Linked DNA regions of Mus musculus: all the other regions are linked to region 3. Evidence: chromatin loops called from intact Hi-C (ENCODE). Cell type or tissue: gastrocnemius. All regions are shown on one strand. Region 1 has its middle 160 kb from the start of Mir6344. Region 2 overlaps Rhbdd1 (rhomboid domain containing 1). Region 3 has its middle 440 kb from the start of Nyap2.

Region 1 (8,000 bases), 460 kb after region 3:
TGAAGATCAGGGAGGGATGGAGTTTTGGAAATACCTTTCTTCCTAGAGACATCTTCCACCCAAGAACAGGTTCTATTTTCTAACCTGCCCTGTCAAAGGACTTACTACTCAAGGTAATAGAAATACTGGTGGTATTTCACCTTTATCCAAATCTCTGCCTGCTAAAAACCAGTGTTATAAGAAAACAATCCATTAGCCAAGGATGTCAACTCAAGCCACTGCCACCCCTACACATGTCTTGTGTTCCCAGCTGAGGTTTTCAACAGGACTGGCTCACAGCTCTATTCTTCCCTCTGCCTCATCTGAAGCGTCACCATCCCTTCCACAGGTTCATCTCAGTAACCTTCCCTGATAAATATTTTGCCTCTTAATCTTATAGAAATTGGTCTGTGGAGAAAGCAAACTCAGCATATAGAGTTCTGGTCATTTGCTATCAATTATGGCCTGGCACCTAGGCTGTGCCTTGAAAAAGGTGATAATCTCAATAGTTATTTGTGTTGCTAATTCTTGCATGGAATGCAGACCATAAAAGTGAGCATGTTTCAAATCAATACAGGAACCTTGATTTTTTTTTTTTTTTTTTTTAGTTAGTCTGGTTAGTATGAGAAGAGTTTTGTTTGTTTATTTGTTTGTTTGTTTTCCCTAAACATATTTTATAAATCACAAGGACATCCTTTATTTTTATTAATTAATTATTTTATTTATTTACATCCCAAATGTTGACCCCTGTCCTCCCATTCTGTCTCCCAGAATTCTTTTCCCCATCTCCCATCCCCTTCCCCTCTGCCATACTCTTCCTCTCCATGGAGTTGCTTCCTGGGTCTCTGGGAAACCAGGAAACTCAATGACACCTAACCCATTTTCATTTACATATTTGGAAAGACTAGTTAAAAGAAAGGTTCTGCCTTCTCTCTAGTCTGTTTTTCCAATGGACCTGGTTGGACATCACAGCATCTGGTTACTTCAGTAAGAGGACCAAACTGGATTAGCAGCCTTCCTTCTTCCACCAGTAACATAGAAAATGATTCACTGACAACATTCTTTTTCCTGTTCCCATGGGGTGGGGGTGGGGGCAGGTTTTACCAGTGTTCTAGATCTTCCTATTGATGTGATAAAACACCATGGGTAAATCAACTTTGGAAGGAAATGGTTTATTAGTCAACAGTTTATAATTTATGCTGAAAAGAAGTCAAGGCAGGAACTAAGTGGAGAAAATGAAGCAGAGAAAACAGAGGACAACTATTATATTGGGTTGTTCTCCATGGCTCATTGAGCCTGAATTCTTATGTGATCCAGTGTCTCCTTCCCAGAGAAGGCACTGCCCACAGTGGGCTGGGCCCTCTACCTCATTCATCTAACAAACAAAATTAGCCACAAGATTGTTTTTGGCTTCCTACAGGCCAGTCCAATGGAGGCATCTTCTCAACTCTGGTTCCTTTTTCCCAATGACCCTAGCTTGCATAAAGTTGACAAAAAGCCAACTAGCACACAGAGACAGCCACCTAATTAATAAGAATACCATTGATCAGCACCATTAGAGACTGAGCAGGTAGCCTATGTCAGAACCTACCAATAAGTCAACCCATTTCCAAAACCCACTTATATTCCCCATCCATTGCTTAGAAACAAAGACCCACTGCTAGCTTGTCTTAACAACTTAAAACACACATTCAGCATCATCTCACAGTTTTTGTTAATGAGGACTCTGTGTGGCTTAGCTCTTTCCCTACGCCAAGGTTTTTTTGTAAGGCTTCCATGAAGCTGTGAGCCTGGGAAAACTTTTCCTCTAGTGGTTCAACTACAGAAAAACCTATCTCTAATGTCCTATGATTATTGAGTCCCTTTCTTGGGGAATAGAGGGCTACAGTTCTCTCACCGTATTGTTGACAGGAGCTGCCTTCAATTTCTTGCCTCTCAAATGTCTCTGCACCCCAGCTCCTTCAAATTCATCAGAAAGAGAGAGTAAGTGGAGAGTTTGTTGGCAAATTGGAAGCTACAGTCTCGTGTGACATAATCACAGAAATGATATCCCAGCACAGCTGTCACGATCTATTAGTTAGAAGCGAATTATAAAGTCTTTCCCACACTCTGGGGAGGGGATTACACAGGGACCACCAGGGGGTTCATATCACCGAGAGCCATGTCAAAAGCTGCCTTTCCACATTGCCATGGTATGAATCTAGACTATTCTCCATGAATTCATTTTTTTTCTCAATGCTCTGTCTGCAGCTTGTGACACTCACATTTGAAGCTGTGATACCTTTAGGAAGTAGGCACTAGCTGGATAAAGGTTAACCAGTTGTTTAGGATGGGTGTTTGGAGGTATAACCCCTAGACACACAAACACACACACACACACACACACACACACACACACACACTGCATCCTGTCCTGGTAATGTGAATAGGAGTTCATCAAACACTCCTGCTACCATTAGTAGGCCTGCTTCATCAGCCCAGCCATATTGGACTGTGACTCTTCAAAACTGTTGAACCAAAATAAGTTCATAAAGTTGTTTCCCTCAGATATTTGTCACAGTAATGAGAAGAGTAACCGATACAGTCCCCAGCAAATTACTCCAAGTTCCCCTCCACTTTCAGTTCTAATATGAGAAAGGAGGGGTACTATTTATTGAGCTCCCTTAGATAGCTGAGGCTCACCCCTGAGATTATTCAGTGCATAGCTGGGCTATCTGTCAACAGAATTAAATCCCTGGTTAATGCTTGAGTGGTTTCTCTGTGCTCTGACACAGTGTGAGGCAGAATCTTGCTAAGGCTATTAACCTTACCCTGCAGTCAATCTTCACTTCACCTTTCCTTGGGGAAACCTGAGAGAATTCACCCCATGTCCTCATCCAAGCCAATGATCTCACATAGCCACATGCTAAGGCCAAATGTATACTTGTCATGCCAACTCTCAGGAGACAGAAATACTGAAGACTCATGTGACGCTGGGCAGGTGGCACTGGAGACTATGTGGCGCCCAAGTCCAAACTGTGTCTTGGTCACGAAGGAGCACTGAGAAGTGTGCCATGTACTTATCACCATGCAGGTCTTGTTCATAAGGAAGAGCATCCAGAGGATAAGATGGCTGAATTACACAACCCCTTCTATGCTCAGGAAGCAGTCTCAAGTGCTGTGCGTAATATAGTGACATTTACACCCTGCAAAAAGACTCCAAAGCTAATTTGGAAGCAGTGAAGTATCACTTGGAACATTTGTCTTACCATCCAAGGCATTGAAATTAATAATAGGCTCCTATAAAATAAGAGCTAATTGTGGATAGATTAACATGTCACCAGGACAGGTACACAGCCAAATATGTAGAATGTTTTATAGAAATATGTTTGGCTGTTTGGTTGCTAAGTTTGTATTTCCTGTTACTATTTTCATTTGGTTACTAACAGCTTTATTGATTTGGGGATAATTTACCAACGTTATAATGCCTATGGTTGTTCCATAAGAATTATAGATCAAAAAGGAAATAATTGGTAGAACACAAATGTTTTCATTGAGATCATTTTCAAGAGGACCAAAATGAGAACTCAGCCAGCATCTAAAATGAAGAACTACACTGTATGAGCCTTGAGCTGCATTGGAGCAGCAGACAAGAAGGTATGAAAATGGACTCAAGAGGAACGTCATGCAGCTTAGACTAGATCATTGCCTAGTCAGTGACTATGTACCTTCTAGCACACAAATCATTCCTCTGGCAAGTTCTAGACATTTCTAGAAGAATTATCTGTGGCAATGTATTCAATAGAGTTAAACTTTCTGTATTCGGGTTGAGTTGACCAGTAGCTGCTTCTAGGAGTATGAAAGTAAACACTTCAGGCCGTACAATCGCTGTGCTGCCTGCTGTGCTGATTCACTACTGACGAGTAGGTACTAAGAGTGTGCAAAGCATTAATGAGCCTGAAATCCCGACATTTTTTCAAATATAATAGGAATATGCTCGTGTTGCTGTATCTGCCAACACAAGTAGAGATTTGTTAGTCAAAGTGTGGTCTGAGCAACGGTAGCTTCTTCACTGCCCGCAGTTTATCTTCTGCTTGCTGGTTTGCTTGGCTTGTGAGAATGCAGAATCATGGATGTAAGCATTATCTATATTTAACAAAACTCCCAGGTAATTTGCCCTCACATCAGAATCTGGGGAGGGCGGGAGGGGGCAGGGTTCTGCCCCTAAATATTTCTTTATAAACCTAATTAGTAAGTACAAAGAAATAAAATTGCAATAGTAGTATCTGCCTGTCTCTTTGTCTCTGTCTCTCTCTGTCTCTCTCTGTCTCTGTCTGTCTCTGTCTGTCTCTCTCTGTCTCTGTCTGTCTCTGTCTCTGTCTCTGTCTCTGTCTCTGTCTCTCTCTCTCTGTCTCTCTCTCTCTCTCTCTCTCTCTCTGTGTGTGTGTGTGTGTGTGTGTGTGTTCAGTAGAGATACTACAGATTACAATATTATTCAGATAATCTTCCAGGGAAGATTTCAAGGCAGAGGGAAAGCCCTAGAACTAAATTTACTGCAGCCCTCTAAAGTGGGACTCATTTTACTGAGATCTTTCTTTCCATGAGAGATAGCTTTACCCTTAAGCTCTGAACATATTAGGGAGACGATTTATTACCAACCCCAGAAAGGGCCTTCATGTTAAACGAAATAACTCTGCTGAAGCTCTAGTTGATGTTAAACTGGTTTGTGTATTAATTCCATGGTTATAAATAAAATTTCAAGAGCATATCCCTCAGAAAGAATGTATAAAATCTGCACTAGGCTAATAGATATAACACCAGTTTAGAGTGAGCATCTGGAAGCTGGTACCCATGCAGTATTTTATGTGAGGCAGATTCTGAATTGAGACAGTAGCCTGCCCACATATACTATTCTATAGAGTAGTATTCTTTGCTTACACAGATTTTAGATTCTAGGAATATGTGACACATGCATTACAAAGATCTGGGTGCCTGTACCTGGTACCCACACTTATATCTTTTATATAATCACTTCTACTATAACCTAAATCATCCATGGCAGGAAAACCAAGGTATACCTTTCGTTGTGGACATTTTTGTGTCTGTTTACTTTCAAGACTGGCATATATGCCCTCCTTTCCAATATTAACAATAAAATTTTATATGTGGGTTTACCTTCCACTTAACTGCTAAACAAAATGCATCCAGAGAATGCTACTTCCTCTCCAGGATGGAAAAAAGAAAAGCTAACCATGAACCCAGGAATAGTGAGAAGTTCATAGAATCAGTCATAGGTTGGTCAAACACAAACTGAAATACAGATGGTGACTGGTTGAAATTCTAGGGAAAAGATTGCTATTTGTTTATTCAGACTTGGAATTTAAAGTGTAGAGTTGGGATAGCCATTTTGAAACCACAAAGAGATGGCCTGAATAGAAAGAATCTTAGTAGATCTTCAGTTTAGTGATTGAAAAGGCATGCCCAGGTTCATATGCCTCTCAGAACATCAACCACAAGCCTTACCTGAAGACAGGCATCAACTGTGCATTCCAGAAGGTAAAAAAAATAGTTCCTTCTGTCCAGGAAAGCAGACCCTCCACATGCTTCTTAGAACCAACCGAGTGTTCACAAATGAATTTATTCTTACATGAGTATTCCAAGAGAAAGGGAGAAATATTGGTTTAAATACTGTAAAATAAAGAAGTGATAAAAAGTTCAGAGTACAAAATGGCATCAAATTAGGCGTAAATACTCCTCAGAAGTCCATACTTCCTTCTTTCTTCTTTCTCTACTACATGCCAATTTTTGTAGATATACATAGAGCTCAGAAATAAACATAGCTGTTATCTCTGTAGTCAATAAAAATGTTATCATCTCTGACCATAACATTATCCATTATTTAAATAAAAAGTCAAAATATTTCCAAACATAGCATTTAAATATTCACTCTATTTTACAGATATACTAAGACTAGGCTTTAAAAAAAAAAAGGAAGCTATATCATGCCTTCTTAAATAACTTCCTCTATTTAAAAATCTTATTTCTATAGATAAAAATGTGGGAACAGAGTAAATGAAGGGGAAAAGTAAGTAAGTTCCTCTATGATGCCTGCAATGAGAATATAGTATTAGTAGTGACTTCAGTCATTCTAGAGACTTGTGAAGGTCTGTGTCTTCATCATGAGTATGATAATGTTGGGAACCAAGACTATTTCACACAAGACCTTAGATATGTACAACACATAAGTATCAAAAATAAATCAAGGCTAAGGTCACTGCCCGTGCATAATGTAATACAAGGCATAGAATGGCATCTGCCCCAAGCCACATGACATACTTGCCACTCTAAAGGAAATACCAGTCCCAGGTCCCAAATTACAAGTGTCCACAATACCAAAAACATCCAACATGTCATTGCTTTGTGGAGGCTCTGCAAAAATCTATCTGTATACAGATTCGTTTTAACACAGATCCATTTTTTAGAGGAAGCTATGTGTTCTGTATCAAATCAGGAATGAGAGTCGTAGCCAGTAAAGATGGGAGGGGGAAAAAAGATAGCTTATCCCTTACTGCTGGCAAAGCCAATTAGGCGTATCTTTGTTTCATGACAGCTATATAAAGAATTGGGGAGCTGAGAGCGTGGGCATTTGATACGGATGTGCAAACTAATTCTTTCTGTTGGCTCGCATAAACAACATTTCATGGAATATCCGGTAGATGTTTTTCTGGCTTTCCTTCCCTGAACCATGTAAGGCAATGCAATCTAATACATGCAATGATTTCTGTCTTGTATCCAAAAAGAAAAATAAAATAAAATACACACACACACACACACACACACACACAAACTTCAAGTGCTTATTCAAATAGAAAATTTAAAATGAGCTGAACTGCCAATCCCTGTCTACTGGATTATTCAATCCAGAACTCAAACCAAACTCATGTTTGCCTTGTGTCCTTCATAGATTTGACTATCTGAATTTCTCTCAATATGCAAATTCAATTCTAACTTGAGTGGGAGTTTTTATCGCTGTCATTATTTATTTCATCACATTTAACCTTCTCCAATGTATTTATCAATCTTTTTCTTCTCCTAGACCATGAGTTCCTAGGGAGCCAGGATTTCATGGGTTAATTAATATTTTGGCATCACTACACATATATACTGGAAACAACTTTGCATGAAAAAGAGTTAATATTAAAGTCTACACTTAAGTGCATGAAGCAGTTTTGTTAATATTTTATTGCAGAGACCCTACAGGCAAGGCTGATTACTCTTCTAGCTAGCACTCATCTGTTTTGATAAGACATTATTTTGGAGAGTCCCAAAAGCCCTAGAACCATAGCAGTCACACTCCCAGACTGTACACTCTAAATCACACAAATGCTAGCTCTGCGCAGTCCTTCTCTCTTAACAACCACCCTATGAGAGGGTGTTGTACCATGCAAAGATCGCAAATAACTAGTGCTTAAGACACTTGGTAGTTTCAAGGCCATATGGGCTGATACTGAACCTTTATGCTATGTTGGAAGCAGACAGAGTTCCTATTCTGATGGTCCATGAAATAACACACAGAAAGATGTCAAGACTAAAGGCAGCAGATGGGTGGTTCATGTCACTAAAAGCTTTGACTTTCTTGCTTTTGTCAAATAGCTTTAGCAATGAAATCAACTACATAAACCTATCTAGTCTGAATGTAGCTGTTGAAAAAGTTAGATAAGATCTTAAATCAGGATATTAGCTGGCCCAGTAGGGTTGGCAAGACTGAAACAATTGGGCTAACAAATGTCCCTGGTTTCCTGGAGGAACAATGACATAAAGGGGGAAATATGAGCATTTTCTATGACAACTGGACAGGGTTCACTAGGCAGCTGTTACTGTGAACAGGCGAATAATTAATGGCAACTATTTCCCATTTGCACACAGAAAATAACAACGTTTTTTATAAATGTTACAGTCACTTTAGTAATTGAAAGAGGTTTTTTTGACATATAAAATGGATAAAATGATTCTTCTAAACAAACTCAGGGGAGGGCATGATT
Region 2 (8,000 bases), 920 kb after region 3:
GTACAGAGCATTGCATTATGTGTCATTTGTAGCCTGCCCCAGGGGCAATGGTGACCCTTGAGACATTACCCTAGCCCTACGGCATAATTAACAAGATCAAAAATATATAAAGAGCCACTCCCCAATCAGGCCAAGATGCTGCAAGAGCATTCACTGCTAGCCTCTTGGGCTTTAACAGCTCGGAATTAGTACTGGGAAGCACCCCATTGCTCTGAAGTTTTAAGTCTTGCCTTTAAATTGAACAGTGGTACTTTTTTTTTTTTTGCCATGTTCCTCCAATAACACCATTGTAAACATGAGGGCTTTGCATTTTAGCATAAATTTGAACAATGTGGTTTTGAAAGAGTTCACCACATCAAAGCCAGGCTGTTTGGGCATGTTTTACAAATTCTTTTCTCTATAGTATTTAAAGCTACAAATGACTCATAGGCTCACATTCCATTTAGATCAGTCATGTTGGCAGCTCTCCTCACTGGGGCTTAACTGCCCTTAGTCTTTGTACCCTGGGAGAGTTATCTTGAAATCAGGTGTGGGCCCTTAGCCAAGTCAAATGCCCTTACTGGCTCTCTTCAGATCCAAGGAAACGCTTGGAAATTGTTGCATTTGCAGCAACAAACCCATCAATTTTGTTCTTGTCTGCTTGTGCTTTCTTTCTTGAATAAAGGTCTCACTATGTCACCATGGCTGGCCTAGAACTTGGTTACATAGTCCAGGCTGCCCCAGATCTGCCTGCCTCCCAAGTACCGGGATTAAAGGTGTTTACCACCTTGCCTGGCCTTCTTGCTTTTCTTTTTTATCTCAAATGTTCTCTGTATGTTCTCTATGCACCCTCCTCACGTTCTGCTTTTTAGTAACATTTTGTTGAGCCACTGGTCCAAGTGAGGGAAGTTCAGGCAAGAGCCTTGTGCTCCTGGTTTGAAAGCAACAGAAGAACAGTGGGCTGAAACCTGATGCTGCACGGGGGCTGTGAGACCACTTGTTAAAATCACCAAGCTTTGGTGGCGGGTAGGATAGAAAGATGCTGAGGTAGAAGGTGTATCAAGGGTGTGCCTTGGCTTGTGTGACTGAGTGGATGGTGGAGGAGAGAGAGAGGGAGGGAGGGGAGAGAGCAGAAGGAGAGCGCCCATGGAAGGGAATTATCAGAGAAACAGGTTGGGTGCTAGACTCCTTTAATTCACTTGGCCTTCAGAATGCCCTTGTGCGTTCCCTAGATTTCTTCATTGTACAAATAAGTAAGCCAAGGACCAGCACCAAAAAGTCGTCTGAGGGCAAACATAAAGGGAAAGCCGGTGCTCAAACTCAGCTGTGCCTCCACACCCACTGTGTGGCTTGCTGGGGCACACCTGGGGCTTGCTGTGTAACCAAGGCTGGCCTGTAACCTCTGCTTCCCCTGGGGCTAAGCATGCACAGTGACACCTCACAAACTTTATCAAATCTTCCTTTTTTCTCCTTGAAACTGTAGGGAGGCCTCCCAGTACTAACCTTCTGTAGGACACACCTTTCCAAATCCACACACGTTTCCAAAAATGCTTAGGGGGTAATTTACCATCCCTTTATCTAGATCTTCAGCTGTCTAGAATCTTAAGGTCTGTTTTTTTTTTTTTTTTTTCCTTTCTGTTCATAATGTACACTGTACTTTTCTGATAATAATGAGTAGGTGTTTAGGAGTAACTCAGTAGCATTGTTTGCTGTCAAATCTCAATACTACAGAACATCTCAAAATAACTTTTGAGATGAATTCTCCCCAGTCTGAGGCAATTAGAAGCAGGCTATCTTAAGAGCACATAAGAGCCACTGGGAAACCCCTGGGAGGATTTGTCTGTTGAATGTGCTATGCTTTAGTCTCAGGGCAGCCTCTTCTTATGTGTGCTAACGCACATACACATGTAGAATGCACGCATGCAGACCCAAGTACGTGCAAGAACATGCGTGTATACATAGAGATGCACACAGATGCACAAGTCTTATCATACACCAGGTCAGAATTCTGGGTAAGAATGAGTTTATTCCATCTAGAAGGCCACACAGAAAGTGGGAATTAGACTCAGGGTTAGGTTCAACGCCATCGCACGCAGAAGCACGTGCTCCTTCTAGGATGGTTTATGACATCATAGAACTGGCTTTAACCATCACGGTTCTGGGCTGACTGACCTGCACAGAAAGGCAGAGCTCTAGGGACCAAGGACTAAGGCTTCTGCTTGCTTGTGTGCTTCTCCCGAAGGCCTCTCAGGCTACTCATCTCATAGCTTATCCACACAGGCGTGGGTCGTCCTCACTTCCAAGTTGTCTGCCAGGTCTTACCACTTCAAAGTTGTGGACATCACACTGTCTCCAGAGTGCCTCTTTGGCTGGTTTTCAGCCTCCTAACCGAGTGTCTTTTTTGCTCTTCTTTCTTTGCTGCTTTGGCCCAGCAAAGAATGAGGCCCTAAGGTGGAAGCTGCTTTCTTTCTTGTGGATCTACCTTGGACTGTCCTTGCTGAGAGCCATTGGCCCAGCCCTGTGATTGACTATGTCACTGTCGTGGCCAGGGTTCCACCTGAAAGAGATGAATGCCCAGAGGGTTTTTAGCTTTAATGATGGATTTGAACAACAGCCCTGCTTCTCTGGTCCAGTAAGACTGTCAGGGACAATTTCCCAGGTCAGGGGTTATCTCCATAATTATGCATTGATATCAATACATCTGGACATGTAGTTATACACTGCCCAGGCTTGTGGTCTTCGAAGAATGTTTAGTGTTGAGTATTTAAGGCTTTTAAGAGCATACATATACATATACATGACATCTCATCTGTCAGTCTGTTTCTTGCTCCTAAATGTGTCAAGAAATCTAGGGTCCTGGCAAATTCATAAAATTCATTAATAGACCGAGCTGTATTTCCAAAGTCTGTGGCTTCCTAGCTTCCCTTATTTGAGTTCCAAGAGCTAGGGTGACTGGACTCTGGTGTGGTCCCCTGCCTAGGATGATAACATCCCCATTGTGCCTATGGCAGACAACAAGCTCTGGCCTCAGCCCCTTACAAGGGCACGAGCCCCGTTGTAGAGGCTTCCTCTAACAACCTACAAAAGCCTTCACCTGAAAATACACCACAGTAAAGATTAGGGTGTCATCATTTGGACTGGGGGAAGGGACAGGCATCTGGTCCAGGGCAGATGCCTTGAACTTGCACCAACAGGCAGGACATCCGCAGCTACTTGAGATCGCAGGTTAAGCCAATGAATTCTCCTGGCAAAAACCATTGTGTGAAAGGGGCTTTGTAGATTTCTAAAACTCATGGAATACTCTGCTCTGAAGTTCTGGTCAGTCCAGTTCTTTGCAAAGGAAAAAAAAAAAAAAAGTCAGGCCACATTCTGACTGTCCTTACACAGCTGTCCATTCCCTGAACTACCACGGTATCAGGCCTTGCCACAGTGAGAGCTGAGCAACTCAGTCTAACCTGCTCTCTCTTCCTCCTCTCCTTCTGTCTGACATCCCTCTGGATTAGGACAAGGATTGGGACCAGACCAGGTAGGAGGTCCGAGAAAGGATACACAGAGAGAGGTGTGACAGCGAACCTTGATTGTGAACGTGTTTAAATTAAGAAAATCCTAGATCTGGGGCTGGAGGGATGGCTCAGCCATTAGGAATGCCTACTGCTCTAGCCGAGGACCCAGGTTCAGTTCCCAGCACTCACAGGGTGACTCACAACCACATGTAACTCCAGGCCCAGGCAATCCAATGCCTGTTTCTGGAGAATGCCCCGCATGCAAGAGGTGCACATACACTCACAAAGCCTCACACAGATGCACAGAAATAAAGATCAGTTTTAGCCAAGGAAATTTCCACATTAGTATAACACACCTGTGTGTGTGCTGCATAACTGAGTGGTTTAATCCCTTGGTGGATCTAAACTAGGACTGCGGAAGTTATAATATGACTGCAGTGTTACAAGGTACTAAAAAAGTATGAGGTGCACCTTGGTTGAAGGAAGTAGGTCCCCGGAGTGTGTCTTTGGAAATTATGTCCTGACCTGGCCCCTTCCTGTTTTGCCCTATTCTGCTTCCTGTCCAGCAGGAGGAAAGGTCCTCTGCCTCATACTCCTGTTGCTACCATGTTCTTACCCATGCATGTGGTGCCAAGCAGCCCTGCACCGAACTCTGAAGCCCGGAGCAAAATGAACCTTCCCTTAAATCGTTTCTGCCAGTAATGCGGTTACAGCGGTGAGAACGGTAACTGCTACAGGTCGGAGCGGCTGTGCAAGTTAGCAGGAACCACTGCACTTAGGCATCCTTCACTGTTAGACATCCTGCACTGTTGCAGTCCTTACAGCCTTCAGTCTTGACAGTCACCGCACATTACATAGTTTCATCTTTCTGACTTGGAGTTAGAGTTGTAAGGGGGCTACGGACTGGAGCAGTAAGCACAAGGCATGTGCACATGAGCAAAAATGAATTCTGACTTTGGAACTGATATGAAACCCCTGTGTCCTCTCTCCCAGGACCTTGTGAGTCTTTCCTGGGGAAGAATTGTGATGTGACACAGAACCTGCTAGGTGCTGGCAGATGACCCGCAGACCATCTAGACAGTAAACAACTCCCTAATGTTCTGTGCAGCGTCTTCTGTAGAGCCCATCTGGTTCAAAATGACCCTGATTCTGCTTACAAAGTGGAATGCTTTGCTGACTGGAATGTGTCCTAGTTTTCGTCTACAGACACCGTGTTGTAGGCCTCTGCCTCCACCTGCTGGCAACTGTAAGCACTGAGAGAAACCGACTGGCTCTTTTCAGTACAAAGATGTTTGGTCTCAATGGCTAGAGTACTTCACATTCATAGCCATACAGGAACGCAGTAAACATTAAGTGTATGGGCTTACTGGCAGCCCTACCAACCCTAAATTCATCTCTTAACCAAGTTCCCTGGTGAGTCCCATGCAGAGAGCAGGAAGGAGTGACCACACTGGGACATCAGAGATGGAGCTCAGTGAAGGCTCTATGTGGCTCCACCGCTGCTCATCCCCAGGCGTGGGTAGCTAGATGGCAAGTCTCGTGTGAAGTGCCCTGGCTGCCCACTTCCAGCTTACCCAGGGCACTGGTAGAGGCAAAGGTCAAAGCTATATCCTCTTGGAACTCAAACGAAGCTTTTACAATGGGGCTGGAGGTACAGCTCAGCATTTATGGGTGTTTGCTGCTTGCAGAGGACCAGAATTCAATTCCCGGCACCCATCTTGGGCACTGCAGAACCCCGTGTGACCCCAGCTTCAGCATAGCCAGCACCCTCATCTGGCCTCTACAGACATCTGCACATGTGTGCAGATAATCACAGACAGACACACATACATACACATAAATAAAACATAAAAATAAAATCCTAACAAAATGTACAATGGAGAATTGTACTTGGCAAACAGTCCTTAGGGTTTGGCCTCACAAGTGGTCCGTCCTGTTAGTGACATATGTCTTTGATGTGTACACAGACTACGCTTTATTTCTGTGGCTTTTTAATTTCCTTTGTTGAAACTTGGAATTTCTGTCTAATCAAGCAAACCTAATATCTATTGGGTGTCTAGCCAGGCAGTCAAGGTCATAGGAAAAAAAAGGAATGACTAAGAAACTCCCACAAACCAAGAAACTAAGTGGACTGTAATCCCTTGGATTGGTCCATGGAACAAAACCTTAGGAAAATTGGCAGAATCCAAATGTAGTCTGGAATTGAGTTCTTGGTAATATTTTGATGGTTGATTCTTAGTATTGACAAATTATCTTAATAATATAACATTAACGTCATAAGAATTGAATTTTCTATTACCTTTGGCAGTGTTAACCAAATATCCCAATAAAAAAATATAAAGTAATTGTAAATGTTTACAGAGTGTTGGAGCAGGGCACTGAATGAGACCAAATGAGTTAGAGGACACTGCCAAAGAGCACAGCATGGTAGTTTCATGTCCAGCCACCAAAAGTCAGAACCAAGCACCACTCTTCAGAGAGGCAACCCCGGCTGCAGGTAGCAGACAGGACAAATTTGTGCTATCCAGGGAGGCCTGCCAGCCCTGAACACTCACTGGAAACCAGTGATGGGCACATGAACCTCAGTGTGGAAGGAGCACAAGGCTGGGATAGCCCTCACAGTTATACAGGAAGAGGATGAGGTCCAGAGTAAGCTCCTGGTAGAGTCATAGCAAGCCCATGCCATGCCTAAGACCATCTAGCTTTGTTCAGAACTCTTGCATTACAGATGTTGTTGAATGGCTCGGTTCTCAGCTTGAGTCTGCCTCCACTGGCTAACTGGTCCCTCTTGGTTGGAAACTGCTGTGCCTAGGTCCAGGGCTGCTAAAACCACCACCATGCTTTGAAGATGAAGGACATAGCAGGAGGTAGGCAGCAGCAGGGCCCAGCTTCACTGTGTCTCAGAAGGACCTAATGTTATTACATATTTTTAACTCAGTTTACTATACTCTGGATTACACCCTGCAACTATCCTCTTCCTTGATAGTGAAAATGAAATGTCTTCGTTGGATACAGTTCCAAGATCAGGGGGCAGGAATTAAGAATGAGACCTCCCCTCTAGGCCCTGAGACCACTAGAACTTCACTGCCTGCCCTCACCCATCATACCGGAGACCTACCTTTAAGAAAACCAGCTCTAAACAGACAGTGGAAAGTCCCTGTCCCTTCCAGGCAGATGTCAGAATAAACGGAGGCCTTGAATACCTGAGAAGTCTGGATCAGGCATCAGGAAATTCTCAGGGGCCTCTAGGACTTGAGCAAAGGCAGCCTAGCAAGCAATGGAGAGCAGCCAAACTCCTGTGCTCCCTCTCATCTGCTCTGGACCCTTCTGAACATCAGGAGAGGCCGTGACCGCAGCCAAGCCCAACCCCACAGCATCTTGAGAGGACTGGACTTTAGAATGCTAAAGGGCGTTCATCCTCCGGCATTGGCGGGGTGTGTTTCTTATGTTTTACTCCTCATAGACCCACAGCACAAAGCTGAATTCTCTATTTTACCTTTAAGTTTCTATTTTCCATTCTTACTTACAGCCTCACACCCATGTCTGAAGATGTGTATCCATTTCTCTGTCTCCATAGCCTCCTGTGTATTAGCCACTCAGAGTGAAGGACACAACATGGCTTCTGTCCTTGGGTCTATGGCTGGTTTTCTAGGAGACTGTATGTATTTGTCCAATGAATGTCCCTAAATGATTTCCAGTAATAAAAACGAAAAGTCCAAAAGAACAGAAGAAGAAAAGGTCTTCCTGGGCGCAAGCAGTCTCTTTGAGCCTCCAGATTCAGTTTACATGACTGGATAAAGCAAGGCACCTCCGGATGGCTAACACAGACCATCTCGTTACAGGTGGAAGCTACTTTAGAAGCTCCTAAAGCCTTTACAAGCCACTCTCAAATTCACTGAAACTCTTCACAGTAAACCACTAAAGGGATAAAAGTTTGATGAGATTTAAGACAGAGTTTCTAAAGATTTTTACCTTGTATGTTTTACATTAAAATCTTTAACCATTCACTTAAAATAAATCTCTCTTGTTGTAGTGAGTCCTTGAGAGAATGGAACTTTGTTGTTAAGCTTTCAGTCAGCCGCTTCCTTCTTGTTCCTCCATGTTTCTATAGGAAGTCAGAAGTACTCAGTGCTTTCAGAAACCATGGTGAACTACCTATGCGGGCTGGGTAGTGTTGTGCCTTAATCTTTCTCAAAGGGGATATTAACTTCAGGAGGTACATTCAGGAGTCCTGAATAAAATCTGGCATTTGTGGGGAATCTTAGGGTCCCCACTGCTTTCAAACAGATCCAGTACCTTAGCTGCCAATAAGACAATGGCATCCTCCTTTTTAGATCATGGTGTTAACTGAGGAACTAGCACATGCCTGGGGCACCAAGAGGGAAAGAGGTGTGAGCCTTGTGTCTTTGGTAAGTCACATAAAATCCTACTGTCTCAATTCTTCACCTGTAAAAGATGTAGGACCAAGACCACACAGAACAATGTGGATGACTGTCACAAATGTAAAGAATGAAGCCC
Region 3 (8,000 bases):
AGACAGCTACATCTGGGTCCTTTCGATAAAATCTTGCTAGTGTATGCAATGGTGTCAGCGTTTGGATGCTGATTATGGGGTGGATCCCTGGATATGGCAGTCTCTACATGGTCCATCCTTTCATCTCAGCTCCAAACTTTGTCTCTGTAACTCCTTCCATGGGTGTTTTGTTCCTAATTCTAAGGAGGGGCATAGTGTCCACACTTCAGTCTTCATTCTTCTTGAGTTTCATGTGTTTAGCAAATTGTATCTTATATCTTGGGTACCCTAGGTTTGGGGCTAATATCCACTTATCAGTGAGTACATATTGTGTGAGTTTCTTTGTGAATGTGTTACCTCACTCAGGATGATGCCCTCCAGGTCCATCCATTTGGCTAGGAATTTCATAAATTCATTCTTTTTAATAGCTGAGTAGTACTCCATTGTGTAGATGTACCACATTTTCTGTATCCATTCCTTTGTTGAGGGGCATCTTTCTAGACAGGTCCACTTCCCCTACACCGTTTCATTTCCACTACCTCTGGTGGGTGGTGGGATGCAAGGAATGTTAAAGCATCTAAGAACCATCAGTAAAACTAAGATTTGAAAAAAATTAAAGTTACAATATTGAGTTGTTCTTCTTAGTTTTTCTTCTTAACCCTTTAAAGCTAATTTGTTAGGACAATTAGAATCCTCAATGCCCAGTTCCTCTGGTTTAGAGTAAGAACCATACTTGGTATCTGTAAGAGGATCAGAAAACACGGATACGATTGCTGTCAACACTCGAAGACATTTTCTTTCTGATATGGAGATTCTAGGAGACCATGAAGTCCTCCATTCTCCCTCTGGCTGAGTAATTGGAGTAGGCTTCTGGGGTAAGATATTTATCTTTTAGTTTTTTTTTTCCCCTAGATTCAACAGTGCTGTCCACATTAGTATGCCATATTAAGAGTGTTGGAGTCAAGGGCCCAGGCCATAACCAGCCATACTAGGCTCCTTATTGTATAGGACTTATGGCTCAAGAAAGTTTGAATTGAAGACTGGGAGAAAAAGAAGAAAGACCATTAGACAATGGCACAAAACTAAGACACAGGTGCACAGACTCAAGCTTTTAAGTGAGGTAAGCCTGGAGTCGAATAAGTTACCTTCATTGTAACTATATGACATCAGAGATGCAAGCTAGGCTGGAGAGGTACAGTCCACAGACTACACAAGAGGCTGCCTCTCAATGTAAGGATAAAGAACATGAACTTTGTAGGGTTGCCAATAGAATTAGTAAGGAGACCTTAATAAACTTTCCTTGTGAACTTTTTGTTAAATTTATTTTATGTATATGAGTATACTGTAGCTATTTCCAGACACACCAGAAGAGGGCATCAGATCCCATTACAGATGGTTGTGAGCCACCATGTGGTTGCTGGAAATTGAACTCAGGACCTCTGGAAGAGCAGTGAGTGCTCTTAATGCTGAGTCATTTCTCTAGCCCCTTCCTTGAGAATTTTAAAGTTTCTGGGTTTTACTGTCATCAGTCACCATCACCACTACTCTCTGATTTTTTTTCACCTTTAATTCAGAAAACATTTTCTTCAGGAAGTACTTTACCACATAAAACTGCCTCTGATGACAAAACTTGCCACTATGTGCTTATATTTGCTCTGCTTTGTAAGACAATGGTGAGCCACAGAATGTAAAGATGGGATTTTATCTGCAGATTAGAGTTTTATATATCAATCCCTTCATATGACACTGTACTTAATGTTTTCTCACAAAGATGCACAATTTCTACCTAGAAATTCAACTCTTTTGTTTTAGATCCAAAGCATTCATTGGAACCCTATGGCTGATCTGTAACTCAGACCATGTCTTTCTTACCTCAAGATAAGCAGCTGACTGCACTGTTGTTACTGGGTAGTCTCAGAATATTGAAACTGACTTTCCCCTGAGAAACTTTTACCTTCTCTTTAAGCACTATTTGTTAAAAAAAATGGAAAATAAGTTTATGACAAGATATGCTTGGGAAAGACATCACAAATCACCTGTGAGGAGTTCTGTGAGTAAAAATGAAACAAAATATCTTTTACTGGAAGGATCACTAGTAAGTCAAAAATCGATTGGGAACTTAAAATGGCAAAAACACAAGATACTTTTTTTAAAAAAATTGCCAGTTGTAAATTTTTTAAGCACTTGGATGATTTTATGGGAGTTTATAAAGAATGAGGATACTCCAAATTTTAGTCATAATTTGTATCTTCTCTCTGAGCTTATTTCAGTTCCTAATTTTAAGTATTATTGGTAAGAAATATCTTATCTCTTACACTTGTCCTCATGTTTTCCTGATAAAAGCCAAAGAGATAAATGCACATCATGTCTAAGGAACAAAAAGTATCCCTCCTCCTGTTCTTGAAGCAGCAATATCTATACTGGAAAAGCTAGAAAGGGTCTGAATGTTTGCCAGTGATTAACAATGTTGATTTTTTTTTCATGGACTGGGCAGCCATTTGCATATCTTCTTGATAAATGGATGCCCAGATAAATCTCTCACCTTCAACTATAACCATTTTCAAATAAAAATACAAATACAAATTTCAAAGGCTTAGCAATTAAGAGCATTGGCTGCTCTTCCAGAGGACCTGGGTTCAATTCCTAGCAACCATAATGCAGCTCACAACTGTATGTAACTCCAATTTCAGAGGCTCCGGTAACCTCACACAGACATACATGCAGGCAAAATATCAATGCATATGAAATAAAAAATAAAAATAAATGTTAAATGTGCCCATTATCCTGATACGTTGAGTAGAGTCACATATATATTCTCTATATAATTTATTTACAGATAAAGCACTTACAAATAGTTTTTCTCATTCTCTCCACTATGAATGTCTTCCTTATTGTGTATATGCTTTTAGGTAGATATAAACACACTTGACTAATTTTGTTCACACTATTGAAGACTTAGCCAGTGTCATCTATCTGCTACCCTGAAGGTTTTCCTGTTTTCTTCTAGTATTTTCAAAGTTTCAGCTCTTACATTTTAGTCTTTGAGACATTGTGACTCTGTCTTTAAACGTATGGTCCAATTTACTATGGACAGGCATTTTAGTGCTATACTGAACTGTAGTGGACAGAGTGAGCACTTGTGCCATATACCAGATCTTAGGAGAAGATATTTCAATTTTTCCCTTTTCCATACAATATCACATTCTGTCTAAAGCTGCTTTACCACTCCAAAAGATGGGGGCAGGATCCAGATCATATGGATCAAGAGAAGAGAGGAGATTCTCTAACAATAAAAAGAGTGAGCTACTACCAAAATATAGGAGATGCAAGCAGAGACCGTAAAAATAAATAAATAAATAAATAAGAATTAGCTCAAACGAATTGTCAGAAATGAACATCCCTCTGGGTCTTGATTCCAGAAGTGATATCCATGTGTTTATTACCCCCAAGGTGATACACAGTTTTTACAATAGGACTATGTACATGAATTATGGCCTTGCCTTGAAAGCACATATGATATTTAGCAAGTTTAAATATTTTTAAAACCATGTATGTGCACACCAGTGGAGGTGTGTGCAAAGGCCAAAGGAGTCAGATGCACTAGAAGCAGAGTTAACAGGCAGTTGTAAGCTGATTGACATGGGTGTTGGGACCAATTTATCCTCTGGAAAGTTATCCTCTGGGTCCTCTGGAAGAGCACTGTGTGTTTTTAACCTCTGGGCCATCTTTCTAGACTGAAGATATATTTGGATGTGGTAGCTCATTTCTAATCTCAGTGTTCCTCGGGTAAAATAGGAGATGGAGACAATGTACATGGACCAGTCAGCCTGGGATGCTTGGTTGCAAGCAGAGAGAGTGGCCCCGCTTCAAACAAGGTAGGTGGAGAGATCCAGCATGTGAGAATATCCTCTGAACTCCAGAGGCATAATATAGCACATGTTGGGTACTACTCTCACAAGTCCACGCACATACATTGACAAAGGAGAAAAAAATCCCTTTTCACGTTCATCTATAATGTGCATGAATGTAAGGATCATCTCTGCATTCTTCCATGTTAGACACAGAAAGGATACATTACACACTGCATGATGAGTAATGTTTGACTTGAACAAAATGCCATCTAGACTAAAACCTTCGAATGTGCATTCCCTTGCGTGTGTCCAGTTCCAAATGACTAAATACATATTCAACCGTAATGCACACCAACTTTCCTATAGTAACATATTTTATTTTATAAACATAAGACCTTCAGAGAGCATTCCAGTAATTCATTGCAAATCTAAAATTCATTTTATGCTCACAGGCCTGGCCTACTGTTTACCATCAGTAAAGAAAATCTTGAGCAATTCTGCCTATGGCCTCTAGATGTCTCACCGAGATTCACGTACCAGAAAATAGCCCGATGCAATCTCCCAACTATAGGCCTGGCTGAAATGTCATCTTGGGACCAAGGAATACTACACTTGGATCAAAACATTCCATCAGTATTTTTTTTAACTTTCTGGAAAAATGAAAATAACAGATGGTGGGGGAATAGGCAGATTTATGAGAAAAATAACTTGGTATGAGTCACTCTGATGAGGCACATCCCAAGCAACCCTGCCTCTTCGGTGATGATGACCAGTTTCCAGGTGTAATCCTTGCGATTAGACAAGTGATGCTCAGATGATGGTCATCGGCCCTTCTTAACATGCTTTGACTTGGAAAACGTTCCCATCGCTTACATCCAAGCTGCGGAAGTATGTAATTCAACATCTTCATATATGTGTTTGGGATATGCTTATACAAAAATAATGATGGTTTATCCTGAGGGGAAATGACTCTACAAGTTAAGCCAGTAACAAAAGAAACCATTTTATCTCTTGGGAGAATTTGAAACATGTTTTGATGAGCAAAAAAATATGAATTTGGGAGTAGTTTAAACATTAGCAATGTGAAATTATTCTTCCATAAGTATTCTTATTAGTAAAATGTTTCCAAACGTAGTATACTGCAGAAGTAAGGTTTTACTCATTATGGAAATACTTTGTTAATATGTATGTGGAAAATCTGATGACAATACATGAACTTGGCAGTTTAGAAATACTACTCCAATCCAGATATTGTCCAGACACTTCCTGTATAGGGAGTTGCTGAGCTTATAACCCCAAGACCATATTTCTCAAAAGTGAAGCCAGTGTAATACTTTCTCATTTTCTAAAGTTGTCCTGCTGATTGCAGGCACTATGAGTGTACCCAAAATGACACCAATGAAAGTGAACAAAATCTCTTTATACTCCATCCAACACCATATACACGCACGTGCACACACACACATACACACACACACACACATTTGCATTATTTGCAGATTTTTTCTAGCTTTAAGTTTTATTGTCTTTAATATCTATTTTTTCCTGACTCTTGACATTCATTCTGATTGGCTTCAAATCAGAAACCAACATAATCAGTAAAAATTGATCTTCAATATATGTTACAGAACTATCTAGTTTGATAGGACCTTAAATAATGTTTTTGGAAGTGCTATGCATTGCTTGTGTCTTTCAGTTTGATTTTGAGAAAGCAACGTTTTCCTTAGTTGATTTGTGAGTTTGGAGCATGTAGTACATGGGCATACTTGTGTTCATTTAAGCCTGCACATACAGAGAGATAGAGCGAGAGAGAATATTTTAAAACAAAACTTTCACTATTTTATTTTAAAATATTCTCAGAGTATCGTCTCTAGCTACTTAATTAGCTTTGAAGCTTTACACTAACTTTTAAGACTCTCCATAGGCTATTTCATGCTCCTTACCCAGCTTGTTCTACCCCAAGCAATTGTAAATGTAATTCTCAAACCCCTTCCCATAGATATCTATTGTGGTAAATTCACTGTTCAAGTCAAATATGACCTAACTCTTTTATAATGCCTTGTTTCATTGAGGTAGACATGATATAATTTATTCCTACTTGAATATCAATTCTTCATTTACTTGTCTCATGCCTGTCTAAAATTGCAGTTTCCCATGGTTAGGAACTGGGGCTTACTCCCAAGCATATCCCATGGATTCAACACAACCTCAAGAAAAGAGATTGTGAGCCAGGCGGTGGTGGCGCACGCCTTTAATCCCAGCACTTGGGAGGCAGAGACAGGTGGATTTCTGAGTTCAAGGCCAGCCTGGTCTACAAAGTGAGTGCCAGGACAGCTAGGGCTACACAGAGAAACCCTGACTCTAAAATACAAACAAACAAACAAGCAAACAAACAAACAAAAAACACAAAACAAAACAAAAACAAAAACAAAAGAAAAGAGATTGTACTTGACCACCTGCCAGTTACAAGAACAGGTACAGCCAACATTGTCCCTGGGAAGAAAAATGTCCTAGTGCTGAAAAGATACTAATGAGAAGACACCAGTGAGAACAGGGAAACTGAGGCATTGAGAAGTTAGAGCAAAGAAAAGACAAAGGTATCAGTGAGCTACAGAAGCCAAGGAAAGTTGAAGAAGAAGCAGAATGAGCATGAAGAAGGTAAGAGGTTTTCCATTGTGACTGAAGGGTGTTCTACCATGGGCCCTGTCTTAGCTCCACTTCACCTGGATAGCCAGTGCTCAGGTCCTGGTAGTTCACTGGAAAGGTGTCAACCTTTAATGTCTCTCTGTCTCTGTCTCTCTCTCTGTCTCTGTCTCTCTCTCTCTCTCTCTCTCTCTCTCTCTCTCTCTCTCTCTCTCTCTCTTTTAGCCAAAGATCTACAAAGGATGGGTGTAACCAATGAAAGTGAACAAAATCTCTTTATACTCCATCCAACACCATATACATGCAAGTGCACACAAACACACACACACACACACACACACACACACACACACACACACATTTGCATTATTTGCAGATTTTTTCTAGCTTTAAGTTTTATTGCCTTTAACCAGTATACACTGTAAGAAGCAAGGAGGAGAAACCAACAGCATTGTACTGGTGCTCCACCCTTGCTCAATATGACAGTCTAGAAGCTTCACTGAGCCCTTTGACCTGAGTCATAGATGCTTTATAGAGAGTTTCCTGAGAGCCTGGATTTTAGAAGAGCTGGAATTTCCTGAGACTCATAATCAAGGCGCTGTGTTTGCCTGTAAGACTGAAATACATATAAGAATGGTTCGCTTATATTCATACTCTTTGTCAATTTTAAGGTAATTTATTTTAATGCTGGGACCATGGATCACTCCTTAAAGTGTGAGGTTTTAATGTTCGACTTTGGAAATCAATGAGAACATATTAAATTTAGTCAACTAGTCATAATATATTCAACTTTTGTTTATTCCTACTGTGCCAATTACGGTAGATGGATAGATGTCCATTATAAAAAAAAAACGTTAATGCTTAAAGGAGACCTTATATTATTTTAAGACACTTGTTTATTTGACTTTTTATAGAGAATCTTACGATGTTAGCCAGTGCTCAAAAACGCATGGGTTTCTACTTTATTTTTAAATCCATTTCCAAAATTAAGATGATATGCTTAGATAGTCAGGTTTCTGGAAACAATTGAAAATCTGAACTTCATCCTGAGGAATACGGCTTAGATGTCACAGGGAGGATGCGTTTCTCAAATATTAGTTACTTTACCTTGTGATTATTTAATGACAGGTTTCTAAGTTTTTATATTATATACCGAATAGAAAGTCAGTACGTACATCACATGCGCTGGGGAAAAAAGCAAGAAGGCAAAAAGAAACTTATTTGGGTGCTGCCTGTACCACCAAATATTTTTCTCTGGTTCGTTTTAGGTCATAGAACAAAGAGATCCTTTTATTTTCATAACACTGGAAATTCATGCCCACAGCCCAAAAACACCATCAATGTGATCCAATAAAACTAGCATGTAGTTAATATTAGAGAAAGCCATGGTCAGCACTGCTTCATAGCCACACGCGATCATGATCAGGCTCATTTCCTCTCTCTCCTCTTTGTACCCTTATCATCTCCAGATAAAAATGGAGAAAATTCCAAGTGTTATGAATTTGTTTTTATAAACGTTATTGAAAT

Evidence for each region. Hi-C counts contacts between places; a loop is a spot of excess contacts. Peaks named below come from ENCODE experiments on the same cell type or tissue, not always from the same donor. Only the 100,000 strongest peaks of a DNase experiment are listed, where the experiment ranks them.
Region 1: a loop joins it to region 3, with 2.1 times the contacts of the local background. A loop is called at or near these places in 2 of 42 quality-filtered maps.
Region 2: it touches region 3 in a loop (2.9-fold over the local background); 10 of 42 quality-filtered maps call a loop at or near these places.

What each region holds. Positions count from the first base shown.
Region 1 is chr1:81,970,721-81,978,720 of GRCm38, forward strand. No RefSeq gene overlaps it. Among named protein-coding and RNA genes, the nearest start is that of Mir6344, 160 kb to the right of the region's middle. In gastrocnemius, no CTCF peak of the experiment used is centred here; no DNase peak of the experiment used is centred here; H3K4me3 peaks cover 455 bases; H3K27ac peaks cover 3,555 bases.
Region 2 is chr1:82,428,838-82,436,837 of GRCm38, forward strand. The region is part of intron 6 of Rhbdd1 (rhomboid domain containing 1); the gene reads left to right. Among named protein-coding and RNA genes, the nearest start is that of Gm46095, 61 kb to the left of the region's middle. In gastrocnemius, no CTCF peak of the experiment used is centred here; a DNase peak (open chromatin) is centred at 4,706; H3K27ac peaks cover 638 bases.
Region 3 is chr1:81,512,413-81,520,412 of GRCm38, forward strand. No RefSeq gene overlaps it. Among named protein-coding and RNA genes, the nearest start is that of Nyap2, 440 kb to the left of the region's middle. In gastrocnemius, CTCF peaks have their summits at 1,361 (motif pointing right) and 4,330; a DNase peak (open chromatin) is centred at 4,371.